2 separate regions of the Homo sapiens genome follow, and region 2 is linked to region 1. A link is an interaction called in ENCODE POLR2A ChIA-PET data of the cell type or tissue named here. Cell type or tissue: Caco-2. All regions are shown on one strand. Links, peaks and the distances in the headings refer to the core of each region. The heading gives the core; the rest is flanking DNA. Region 1 overlaps GINS1 (GINS complex subunit 1). Region 2 overlaps ZNF337 (zinc finger protein 337).

Region 1 (6,352 bases), core at 1,612-4,111:
AGTGAAACCCCGTCTCTACTAAAAATACAAAAAATTAGCCAGGCGTGGTGGTGGGCGCCTGTAATCCCAGCTACTCGGGAGGCTGAGACAGGAGAATTGCTTGAACCCAGGAGGCAGAGGTTGCAGTGAGCCGAGATTGCACCATTGCACTCCAGCCCAGGCGACAGTGTGAGACTCCATCTAAAAAAAAAGACCATTTTTTAGTAAATTATGAATTATTTACATATTTTTCTTTATACCTCATGCTTCAGTAGGACGATTGATATCTTTGTTCGTCAATTTTATTGATGTATAATTTACATACAACATGTGTATTTTAATAGATTTTTGAATTTTGACTAATATGTACATCTTTATAACCAGCACCCTGATCAAGATTTCTGTAATTATCAAAATATCTCATATAACCCATAAATATACATACCTACTGTGTACCCACAAAAATAAAAAAATTAAAAAAGATTTCTGTAACTTTGCCCCCCTTTTGTAGCTACCTCCCACCTATAGCCTTAGGCAACCATGAATTTGCTTTCTCTGACTACAGATGATATTATTCTTTTTGGCAAACTTTTCCTGTGAAGGGCCAGAGGGAATCATTTCATGTAAACTCTTGTGTCAGGCATCTCTTGCTCAGTATAACGTATTTCAGATTATCCTCATTGTTGTGTATGTTGTCAGTAGTTCATTTTTTTTTTTTTTTTCTTTGAGACGAAGTTTCGCTCTTGTTGCTCAGGCTGGAGTGCAATGGCATGATCTTGGCTCATTGCAACCCGGGTTCAAGCGATTTCCCCTGCCTCAGCCTCCTGAATAGCTGGGATTACAGCCTGTCACCACGCCTGGCTAATTTTTGTATATTTAGGAGAGACGGGGTTTCACCATGTTGACCAGGCTGGTTTTGAACTTCTGACCTCAGGTGATCCACCCGCCTCAGCCTTCCAAAGCGCTGGGATTACAGGCATGAGCCACCACCCTTGACCCATTCTTTTTATTATATTAGATTTTTCAGATAAGTGGAAGGTTTATCCATCTATCATTTGATGGACGTTTGGGTTGTTTCTACATTTTTATTGTTATGAATAATGCTGCAAAAAACATGTGTTTTCTGTTTTCTTGAGTATATATATACACCTAGGAGTAAAATTACTGAGTCATATGGTAATTCTGTGTGTAGCTTTTGAGGAACTGTCAAGTTTTTGCCCACAGGGCTATACCGTTTTACATTCCCACCAGCAATGTACGAGGGTTCCAGTTTCTCCGCATCTCACCAACACTTGTTATAACCATGCTAGTGGGGTGTGAAAGGACTATTGCTTTTTGCTAAAGTATATAAATGAAAGATACAGTTCAGTATTGATAGCATATTGCCACAGAATTGGTGGGGAAATCAGTGGATTTCAATATCGGTTTATATGTTCTAGGAGGATGGACTCAGACAAGTTCTGGAGGAGATGAAAGCTTTGTATGAACAAAACCAGTCTGATGTGTAAGTTTCATAAGATGATATTCTAAAACAATTCAATAATTAAGATGTTGAAATTGGCCGGGCGCGGTGGCTCACGCCTGTAATCCCAGCACTTTGGGAGGCTGAGGCGGGCGGATTACGAGGTCAGGAGTTTGAGATCAGCTTGGCCAACATGGTGAAACCTTGTCTCTACTAAAAATACAAAAATTAACCGGGTGTGGTAGTGGGTGCCTGTAATCCCAGCTACTCAGGAGGCTGAGGCAGGAGAACTGTTTGTACCCGGGAGGTGGAGGTTGCAGTGAGCTGAGATTGCACCACTTCACTCCAGCCTGGCGATAGGGCAAGACTCTGTCTCCAAAAAAAAAAAAAAAAAAAAAAAGATGTTGAAATCAGATAACCTTGCATTAGTTTTGGGATGCGATTTTTAAAAATTATCTGTAAAATTATCTGCTCTAGCTGTACAAATTAGCAAAAGTCTGAAGAAATTTGTGCTGATCACTGCTTAATAAATATCTGTTGTTTGGCTGATAAGAGTTGAAAGGAATTAGAGTGGACCTAAAATAAATGACATACCCTAAAATAAAAAATAAAAATAGGCTGGACACGGTGGCTCATGGCTATAAATCCCTGTGCTTTGGGAGGCCAAGGCAAAAGGATCAGTTGAGGCCAGGAGCCTGGACATATAGCAGGACTCTGTCTCTATTAAAAAAATAAAAATTAGCTGGGTGTGGTGGCACACACCTGGAGTCTTAGCTACTCAGCAGGGTAAGGTGAGAGGCTTGCTTGAGTGCAGGGGTTTGAGGCTGCAGTGAGCTATGATCACGTTACTGCACCCTAGCCTGGGTGACAGAAGGAGATCTCCATCTTTAAAAATAATAAATAAAAATAAAAACCTAACAAAGTGAAATACATGGTTCCCACTGTTTATATTTTTATCAACAGTTGCCTTAGTGAGTTTGTTAAAGGAAGAATAGGCAGTTTATTAAATGGATATAAATAGGAGCAGCAGTGATTTCTGATAGTTTGAGTGGAGTTCTCTGAGAACTAGCTATAAAAGGTTTCAGTGTAGTAGGTCCAGAGAGGTGACTAGATTTATTGACTCTTTAGAACTGAGCATGGTAGCTGGCACAGTGGAGAATTTGGGCGTATGACAAACTTCGTATGTTCCTGTGCGACACCAAAGGGAGTCAAGTACTGGATCAAAGTTGAAGTATTCAGGGTCTCAACTGTCTGTGACATGAGGTTTCCTCTTTGGGCTTGTTCGCTACAGTGTTTTTATCAGTTACTTGAATATAGAAATCAGTGTTATGGCTGGTAAGATTTGTGAGGCACATAAAATGATAGGAGCATTTCCAACTCCTGTGTATAAGGAGAGATACAGAAAAATCTTTACAGGTGGACTGAGGAAGTGAACCTCAACAGATTTGCAGTAAATATAAGGCAGATTTAAAGTCCTGAACTCAAGTCCCTAAGCCATTCATTGATTTACTCAAATATGTACTAAACAAATATGTATCAATAAGTGGCTGTGCTATTTCAGTGGTAAACAACAGTCAAGATGGCTTTCCCGGGCTGGGCACAGTGTGGCCCATGCCTGTAGTCCCAGCACTTTGGGAGGCCGAGGCGGGTGGATCATCTGAGGTCAGGAGCTCGAGACCAGCCTGACCAACATGGTGAAACCCTGTCTACGAAAAATACAAAATTAGCCATGCGTGGTGGCGCATGCCTGTAATCCCAGCTACTCCGGAGGTTGAGGCAGGAGAATCGCTTGAACCTGGGAGGCGGAGGTTGTGGTGAGTCGAGATCGCGTCATTGCACTCCAGCTTGGGCAACAATAGCGAAACTCCATCTCAAAAAAAAAAAAAAAAAAAAGATGCCTGTCCCTGGCGCTCACTGTCTAGTGCAGAAGACAGACATGAAATATAGATATGCCAAATTGGGATTCATGCTATGAAGGAAATCAGAAGAGTGCAAGGAGAAAGAAAAATGAATAGAAGGTCTAGCTTAAATTGAGGAATCAGGGAACTTCTCTCCAAAGAGGAGACATTTCAGCTGAGGCCTGCAGGAGATGCAAGTCTTAGGGAGGCAGTGACTGTGGGCATAGAACATTCTAGGTGGAGGGAACAGCATATGCAAAAGCCCCTGAATCATGGAAGAGAATGGGGCACTCAAGAAACTGACACTTAAAGAAGACCTATGTGGCTGGAGTTTGGCAAGTGGCAAAGGATGACACCAGATGAGGTGTAAGTGTGGACAGGTGGTGGTGTGTTTGTGTCTTAAAAGATAATGCTGGTTGCTGTGTGGAGGGGCTGAGAGGTGGGGGAAGCTGGTCACCAGGTTACTAGAGAGGTGACCCAGACTTGGTAGAAAGTGAGAAGGTTATAAATGTTTTGGAGGAGACCCTATAGGCCTTGGTTCAGTAAGGGAATGATTTTCTTGTATTCTCTGTGTTTATGCCATTCGCAAATTCATGATCCAAAATTCTTTATTCCACCTTCCTAGTTTCATCAGACTTTCATAGGGTGGCAGAAGTATATAGAACAGCCCTAGAAGACATGACAGGATGGGACATGTATTTTGCCTGTATTATCAGGGCCTAGCACAGTGCCTGGCATAGAGGCAGGCACTACATGAATGAATTCTTTTTATATGCATATGGTTGCTTAAAAACTCCAAAGTAGATTCTTATTCATTCAAAAGTTACATGTACTTTTTATAGGGTAAAACCAAAATTTTCAGTGTGAGAAATACTGAAGTATAGTACGTACACGTATTTGGAGATCAACAGATATTTGTAAGATGAGTGAAAGACCATTTTGACTCCATTTTACCTCACTTTGTTATAATGAGGATTTGGAAGCTCCACTGGAAGGGAGGTACTATGTAGAATAGCGACATGACGTAAGACCATAACCTCATGTCCATCATGTTAGCTTTGTCTCTTATCTCAGCGTGATAATGGAATCCTGAAAAGTGAATAACACAGTGTCTTTTAGAAAGAATAGAGATTAATCAGTGTGCAAAAATGCAAAGTACCAAATGCCTAAACAAAATGTATCTGGTAGCATGATCTTAGGCAAGTTGTTTAGGTTTTGGCTTTTTAACATATTAATAAAAGCTCTGATGTACAAATAGTTATTATTTGCTTAGGTTAACTGCTAATCACAAATGGATTAAAAACAAGCATGTAACTCAGTTGTTAGTTGGCTTTGAAAATTTTACTTATCCTGAAAAGTACATATTTTTTTTCTTTTTAAATGCTCCTATCAGGAATGAAGCAAAGTCAGGTGGACGAAGTGATTTGATACCAACTATCAAATTTCGACACTGTTCTCTGTTAAGAAATCGACGCTGCACTGTAGCATACCTGTAAGCTTCTCAGTTTTTGCTTGGGGTGGCAGGATTTTCTGTGTGGCTTCCCAGTTGACCATCTCAAATGGGTAACATGAAATCTTAGATCTCTCTCTCTTTGTAAGCATTCTAAATTTTTCCTCTGTGTTTTCATTTTTTTAATTTTTTATTATGAAAAATCACAACACTTTTAAAAGTAGGGAGAATAATACTATAATGAACCCCAGTGGAGCTATCATATGGTTTTAACAATTTTTATTATTTTGCCATATTTTTTTCATCGTGTTTCACTTGTTGGTGCCACACTATTTAAGTGCATCACGGTCTTTCACTACTGAATACGGTAGTGTTCTTACTATTTTTTCTTTGTCTTAGAAATAAGGACCTTTGGCCAGGCACAGTGGCTCATGCCTATAATCCCAGCAATTTTGGAGGCCAAGGCGGGTGGATCATCTGGGATCAGGAGTTCGAGACCAGCCTGGCCAACATGGTGAAACCCTGTCTCTACTAAAAATACAAAAATTAGCTGGGAGTGGTAGCGGGTGCCTAATCTCAGCTACTTGGGAGGCTGAGGCAGGAGAATTGCTTGAATCTGGGAGCCAGAGGTTGTAGTGAACGGAGATCGTGCCATTGCACTCCAGGCTGGGTGACAAGAGCAAAACTCTGTCTCAAACAAAAAAAGGCGGGGGAAAGAAAGAAATAAGGACCTTAGGGACCTTTTTCCCAGGACTACTGTGCTGCTGTCACACGTGGAGGAGTGGACAGTGCCTTCAGGTCGACTCTCAGACTGTGTTCATGTTCTTCTTGTTTTCCCTAAGATGTCTGTTTAGAGCTGGTGTGTTTGCATCAGGGGCCAAATGAAGTCCACACGTGATCCCCCGTTTATTCTTATGCCACCCAATACCTTCTTGATGTCCTAGGTATGACCGCTTGCTTCGGATCAGAGCACTCAGATGGGAATATGGTAGCGTCTTGCCAAATGCATTACGATTTCACATGGCTGCTGAAGAAGTGAGTTAGCATTGTTCAAGTTTATAAATTTTGAAAATGCTAAAGTTCTGGCATTGTTCTATAATAGTGTTTATTGGTATTCCTCTTTTTGTGTTTAATGTCTGTTTTTCCCCAATTTTTGGCTGGTATTTAGTATATAATGTGAGGGGAACTATGTGGTGAGGAGTAATTCTAAATCATATGTGGAAAATTCTATTATTACTTAACAAAATAGAGTCCCATGATGTTACTTATTAGTGATCCATCAGTGGGATTAAAAAACTGGCATTATTATTTGGTGATATTCCATGAAATGTTTACATGTGTATATATACTTTCCTAATCAAAATTCATATTTGCCTAGTCACTGAGGCAAAGAACTAGCCCATTATTTAAGGACATAGGATTGGAGTCAGGTGGGCTTAGGTTCAAATCTCTGCTGTCTAATATTGAGCAAGTCACTTGACCTGTTGCTGTGCCTAAATTTCCTTGTTACAGGATGAAGATCATATTACCTATCTATTACAGGTTGCAATGACTTTTGACACT
Region 2 (6,352 bases), core at 1,897-4,396, 270 kb after region 1:
AAAGCCAGTAAAACAGCATGAAAAGAGAAGAGAGGAACACAGGGCCTAACTGTGAACTAAAACTGCTCCAAGAGAGAACAAGTCCACCCTAGAGGTAAGAATCATCATCATCATCATCATCATCATCATCATCATCATCATGAGTCCTGATGAACCACTGCGGTGACTACAGGGACTTAAGAGGGTGCACAATTCTAGACCACAGCCCCACTCAGGCAGTACATCTGGGGGAAATGGGGGAAGGAGGAAGGTGAAGTGACCTCTGGCAACAGTAGTACTGCTTAAAACATTAAACGACAAGGAAAAAAAGCTATGGGAATTGAAGAAGGAGAATAACGGACAGAGGTTTTAAGAAGCTAAAATAGAACTTAAACAAATTTACAAGAAAAAAAAAAACCCCATCAAAAAATGGGCAAAGGATATGAACAGACACTCCTCAAAAGAAGACATTTATGCAGCCAACAAACTTAGAAAAAATGCTCATCATCACTGGCCATCAGAGAAATGCAAATCAAAACCACAATGAGATACCATCTCATACCAGTTAGAATGGCAATCATTAAAAAGGAAACAACAGGTGCTGGAGAGGATGTGGAGAAATAGGAACACTTTTACACTGTTGGTGGGACTGTAAACTAGTTCAACCATTGTGGAAGTCAGTGTGGCGATTCCTCAGGGATCTAGAACTAGAAATACCATTTGACTCAGCCATCCCATTACCAGGTATATACCCAAAGGAATATAAATCATGCTGCTATAAAGACACATGCACACGTATGTTTATTGCAGCACTATACACAATAGCAAAGACTTGGAACCAACCCAAATGTCCAACAATGATAGACTGGATTAAGAAAATGTGGCACATATACACCATGGAATACTATGCAGCCGTAAAAAATGATGGGTTCATGTCCTTTACAGGGACATGGATGAAGTTGGAAACCATCATTCTCAGCAAACTATCTCAAGGACAAATAACCAAACACCGCATGTTCTCACTCATAGATGGGAATTGAACAATGAGAACACATGGACACAGGAAGGGGAACATCACACTCTGGGGACTGTTGTGGGGTGGGGGGAGGGGGGAGGGATAGCACTAGGAGATATACCTAATGCTAAATGACGAGTTAATGGGTGCAGCACACCAGCATGGCACATGTATACATATGTAACTAACCTGCACATTGTGCACATGTACCCTAAAACTTAAAGTATAATAATAATACAAATAAATAAAAAATATTAAAAAAAATTAAAAAAAGAGAAATGCAAATCAAAACCACAATGAGATACCATCTCACGCCAGTTAGAATGGCGATCATTAAAAAGTCAGGAAACAACAGATGCTTGAGAGGATGTGGAGAAATAGGAATGCTTTTCCTCTGTTGGTGGGAGTGTAAATTAGTTCAACCATTGTGGAAGACAGTGTGGCGATTCCTCAAGGATCTAGAACTAGAAATACCATTTGACCCGGCAATGCCATTACTGGGTATATACCCGAAGGATTATAAATCATTCTACTATAAAGACACATGCAGAGGTATGTTTACTGCAGCACTTTTCACAATAGCAAAGTCTTGGAACCAACCCAAATGCCCATCAATGATAGACTGGATAAAGAAAATGTGGCACATATATACCATAGAATACTATGTGGCCATAAAAAAGGATGAGTTCATGTCCTTTGCAGGATCATGGATGAAACTGGAAACCATCATTCTCAGCAGAGTAACACAAGAAGAGAAAAATCAAACACTATATGTTCTCACTCATAAGTGGGAGTTGAACCATGAAAACACATGGACACAGGGAGGGGAACATCACACACTGGGGCATGTTGGGGGGTAGGGGGCAGGGGAGAGGATAGCATTAGGAGAAACACCTAATGTAAATGACGAGTTGATGGATGTAGCAAACCAACATGGCACATGTATACCTATGTAACAAACCTGCATGTTGTGCACATATACCCCAGAACTTAAATTAAAAAAAAAAAAGAAAATCAGTATATAGAAGAATGAGATGCAAATTGTATCAAAAAATTTATATTTACTTACACAGAAAAATAATTAAAAAACAAAACAAAACAAAACAAAAAGAAGCTAAAATAGGAATACCTGGACAGTATCAGGAAGGGGCAATAGACTTAGGCTTGCAGTCGGGCAGTCACGAGGAAAGTCACAAATGAGGAGATTGAGTGGGAGAAAGAAGTCTAGCAAGTAGGGGGAAAGGAGGCTTCCTGGGAGAAGGAGTCCAGGGACCTCAGGAGAACCTCTCACTCAGCAAGGACTGGAAGGAAGGCAGGGCCAGGTGGTCTGAAGAGCAGCCAAGGAGGCCAGAACAGCTTCCAGGTCCCCTGGCCTCAGAGAAGCCTCCTCCCTCCTGAAAGGCGGAGTGCCTTGTGCTCTGTCTGCCCTGTCTATCCCCTCACCTGCACAGGGGCCTGGCCGGCGTCTTCTCTCTTCTCCCCAGGGCACTTCCCCTTGCTCTAGCCGCCTGATGAGTTCTGGTTTAGAATGGAGAATTCCTGCTCACAGGGAAAAAAACCATGAGGTGACTCCTGGTTGTAGGCTCCACGGGCCATTTGCTGGAGCCACCCAGGGCAGGAAGGGAGGGAGAATCAGAGGGGGAAGGCTCAGGAGGACCCTGTCTACCATGCTCAGAGTACAAACCCCCAGGGGGAGCCCCAGTGTGGGGAAAGGCCTGCAGGTGCCCAGTGGCAGTCAGTATGAAACTTTACCAAAGCCAGACCTTCCTCAGGGGAATAGAGAAAACAACATTCTTGTCTCTGAACCTAACCCTATGGCAACATCAGAGGCACCACAGGCCAAATGTTAGGCTCGAGGGAAGCCACGCTTACCTAGTGAGACCAGGTGGCTGTAGTTCTCCAGTGTCACCTCCCTGTACAGGGCCCTCTGAGCAGGGCTCAGCAGCCTCCATTCCTTCTGGGTGAAATCCACAGTGACATCCCCAAATGCCAAGAAAGCCTGTAACACAAAACCCAGGCATGCTCACCAGGGACAGTGTTGCACTCACGCAGTTGGAGGATTCCAGGTTCTGCCATCTGTACACAGATCACTACTTGATGAGTGACACCCACAGGCCAGTCACCTGCTGGAGGACGCCAGGAAAGACAGATCACTCCCCAGGAGCGGTGCTGGCCTTGGTCCTGTGCTAATAATGTAACTGCTAGGGCCAGTGAAGGAAATGGGCCCATCCTGTGACAGCAAGAACGACAGTTCTGGGAAGTCTCACCTGTCTCCTGGCTCCCTGAGGTCCCATGACTGTCTTCCTGCTCTCCACGGAGAAGGGAAGCTTGCAGATGGCCAATCTGTGGGAGGAGAGAAGTCAGAGGGTGGCTGGGTGCAGCTGCCCTCCCCATGTGTGACAGTTGGTGTGATTCCAATACCAACTGGGGATCTGGGGAGGGCGCACCTGCACAATTCCCCTGTGGGGATCTGGCCAAAAGGTCTAGGGAGCCAGGCTCCCTGCAAATCCAGGACAAGCTCATCTGGGAGTGAAGTGTGCCCCAGGAGCTGGGTGACGTTTGTTGCTTACATCACTGAGGGGCTAAAAGGATGAGGAACACCTGCAGATGAGGTCTTGCATTTAAGGTTAGGGCTCAGAGTTCCAGGTGTTCTTTGCACTGGACAGAATACACAAGAGCTGTCTGCCTCTTCTAGCCTCTGTCTCCCCGGGTTTGAAGTCAGGATAACCACAGGTGCAGACAAACTTGAGAAGGCCACAGGCAGATGGCATTGGCAGTTATTCAGTACTGTACAACACCAAAGCCTTTAACAAATTAATAGCATGGGGAGTGTGAGCTGTCAGGAATAAAAGTCCTCAGACACATGGTTAATCTAAGGCAATGAGTGATCCAATGCAATTTGGATCCTGATTGCAACAAAGAATATGTGAGGAGTATTAACAGCCAGTGAAATCTGAACACTAATTGGATATTAGATTATCAAACATTAATTTTGTTGTTATAAAAGTATTTTGGGTTTTAAAAACATGAGCCCTTCCTTGTATACAAACTTTTGGAACATTCATGAGTGAAAATGATGTCTGGATGTGCTTAAACACCCCTTCTCACCCTCAAAAGTCAATTGAGCATTACTGGCCACACTTCATAATTTTTAGAACTGAATAATGTGTACTGGGTTCATTATATTATTTTCTCCGAATTTTTTGAAAAAAATTCCAGTAGAAATACAGGAAAAGAACTGTAAATTAAAGTGGTGGGTGTAATGATTTCATTAGAGTATTCACTATACTTTTAAGTGAATGTTTTGACTAAAAAAATAAAATTAAAAACACAGACATATAGGGGTGAAAAGAAGGAAATGTGAAGGAACAAAGATGCTATCATGTGGTGATTATGATGAACACAGCATACATCCACTAGCCAGTAACTTTGAGACAGAAGTGAACAAATACTATGGTGTTATGAAAAGAAAATAAAACTAGGGACCCCAGTCCACTCTGCCAAAAGGAAAAACATTAAGCTGAAAGCTAAGTCATGCAAGAAGCTGCCTTTCCTTTTGTTCTTAAGGAGATAGCTACAGATAAAACGTTAAATATCTCCATAGTAGCTACTCTATGCACACCGTATCTTATGTAAAGTGCTGATTTACTGAGTGTGAGATGAATGCATAACTATTTTCCTACCTGCTCCTTTTCTCTTGTCACAGGTGGATTACCACACCTTTCCTCTTTCCCCTCCAGCCTACTTTTCCTTTTTAAACAATGAGGCTCTCAAACTCATCTTTGGGGAAAGCCACTGGCCTCTTTCTGTGGCATGTCCTCAACTGTGGCAAAATAAACATCTAAATTGGTACTTGACTCTGATACTTTTTGGTTTACATGTAGTTGGAGAAGAAAAACAGTGAAATTTCTTCCTCTGACGGCAGTTGAAAGGTGATTTAAAACATTTTTGTTATTTCTTTCTATATACTTACATAAATAGTTTACCTTTCATGTCCCATCTGTGCTATCTTTACCTATTCCAAAGTCACAAAGATATTCCCCTACATTTACTCTTAGAAGTTTAAATATGTTGTTTTTGATGGTAGTATAAATATGTATTTCATTTTTTAACTGTTTGCTGCTAGGTTACAGAAATACAAGTGCTTTTTAAAAATACTGACCTTATTTTCTGAAGTTCCTAAACTGTGTGTTACTAGTATCTAGTTGTTTAACTATTCTTCCATGTACATACTCACATCTTCTGTGAATAAAAAATTTTTTTTTCTGTTTCAACGTTTATGCCTTTTATTCCTTTTTAATACCTTAACAGGTTAGCTAGTTATTCTAGGATAATGCTAAATAAGAGTGATAAGAATCAACATTAATGCTTGTTCCTGATCTTAGTGTGAACACACTTCACCATTAAATATGATGATTGCAGCCAGGCTGTCACACATAACCTTTGTTTCATTAAGGGAAATTCTTTCTATTCCTCATTTACTGAGAATTTTTACCCTGAATAGGTGTGAAATGTTATCAAGTATTTTTCTGCATTAAGATAGTAATGTAGGTTTTTCTCTTTTGCTCCCTGAAAGCAGTGAAAGGAAAATAAAAACGTTGGAACCCAAACCACTCTGCCAAAAGAAAAATATTAAGCTGAAAGCTGATTCATCCAAGAAGCTACCTTTCCTTTTGTTCCTAAGCGGAGAACTACAGATAGGTTAAGTAAGGGTAAGTATCTCTGCCGGGCGCGGTGGCTCACGCCTGTAATCCTAGCACTTTGGGAGGCTGAGGCGGGCCTCCTCCTCGTGGTCAGGAGATTGAGACCGTCCTGGCTAACACCGTGAAACCCGTCTCTACTGAAAATACAAAAAAATACAAAAAATAGCCGGGAGTGGTGGCGGCGCCTGTAGTCCCAGCTACTCGGGAGGCTGAGGCAGGAGAATGGCGTGAACCCGGGAGGCAGAGCTTGCAGTGAGCCGAGATCGCGCCACTGCGCTCCAGCCTGAGCAAGAGTGAGACTCCGTCACAAAAAAAAAAAAAAAAAAAATTAGTCGGGTGTGGTGGCGAGCGCCTGTAGTCCCAGCTACTCAGGAGTCTGAGGCAGGAGAATGGTGTGAACGTGGGAGGCAGAGCTTGCAGTGAGCGGAGACCGTGCCACTGCACTCCAGCCTGGGCAACAGAGCAAGACTCCGCATCAAGAAAAAAAAAAAGTTAAATATCTCCACAGGTTGCTTACTCTATGTTCACTCTATCCTCGGTTTTTTGGGAACAAACTCTATTTGGCTAGAATATATCATCCTTTTCATGTATTGCTGGATACTACTTGTCCATATTTTGGTGAGAATTCTTGACTATTTTCCTCTGGAATGATTAC

Evidence for each region. Peaks named below come from ENCODE experiments on the same cell type or tissue, not always from the same donor. Only the 100,000 strongest peaks of a DNase experiment are listed, where the experiment ranks them.
Region 2: POLR2A ChIA-PET joins it to region 1 with 5 read pairs; 2 of 35 experiments call an interaction of 5 or more read pairs at or near these places.

The regions. Positions count from the first base shown.
Region 1 is chr20:25,412,372-25,418,723 of GRCh38, forward strand. GINS1 (GINS complex subunit 1) reads left to right here. Exons shown (of 7, transcript NM_021067.5): 2 at 1,419-1,483; 3 at 4,733-4,831; 4 at 5,734-5,824. Among named protein-coding and RNA genes, the nearest start is that of GINS1, 7.9 kb to the left of the region's middle. In Caco-2, for the core only: no CTCF peak of the experiment used is centred there; no DNase peak of the experiment used is centred there.
Region 2 is chr20:25,683,130-25,689,481 of GRCh38, forward strand. ZNF337 (zinc finger protein 337) reads right to left here. Exons shown (of 5, transcript NM_015655.4): 2 at 3,262-3,337; 3 at 2,867-2,993; 4 at 2,438-2,533. The coding sequence starts at 3,288. Among named protein-coding and RNA genes, the nearest start is that of ZNF337, 11 kb to the right of the region's middle. RefSeq lists an enhancer at 2,616-2,675. In Caco-2, for the core only: no CTCF peak of the experiment used is centred there; a DNase peak (open chromatin) is centred at 3,127.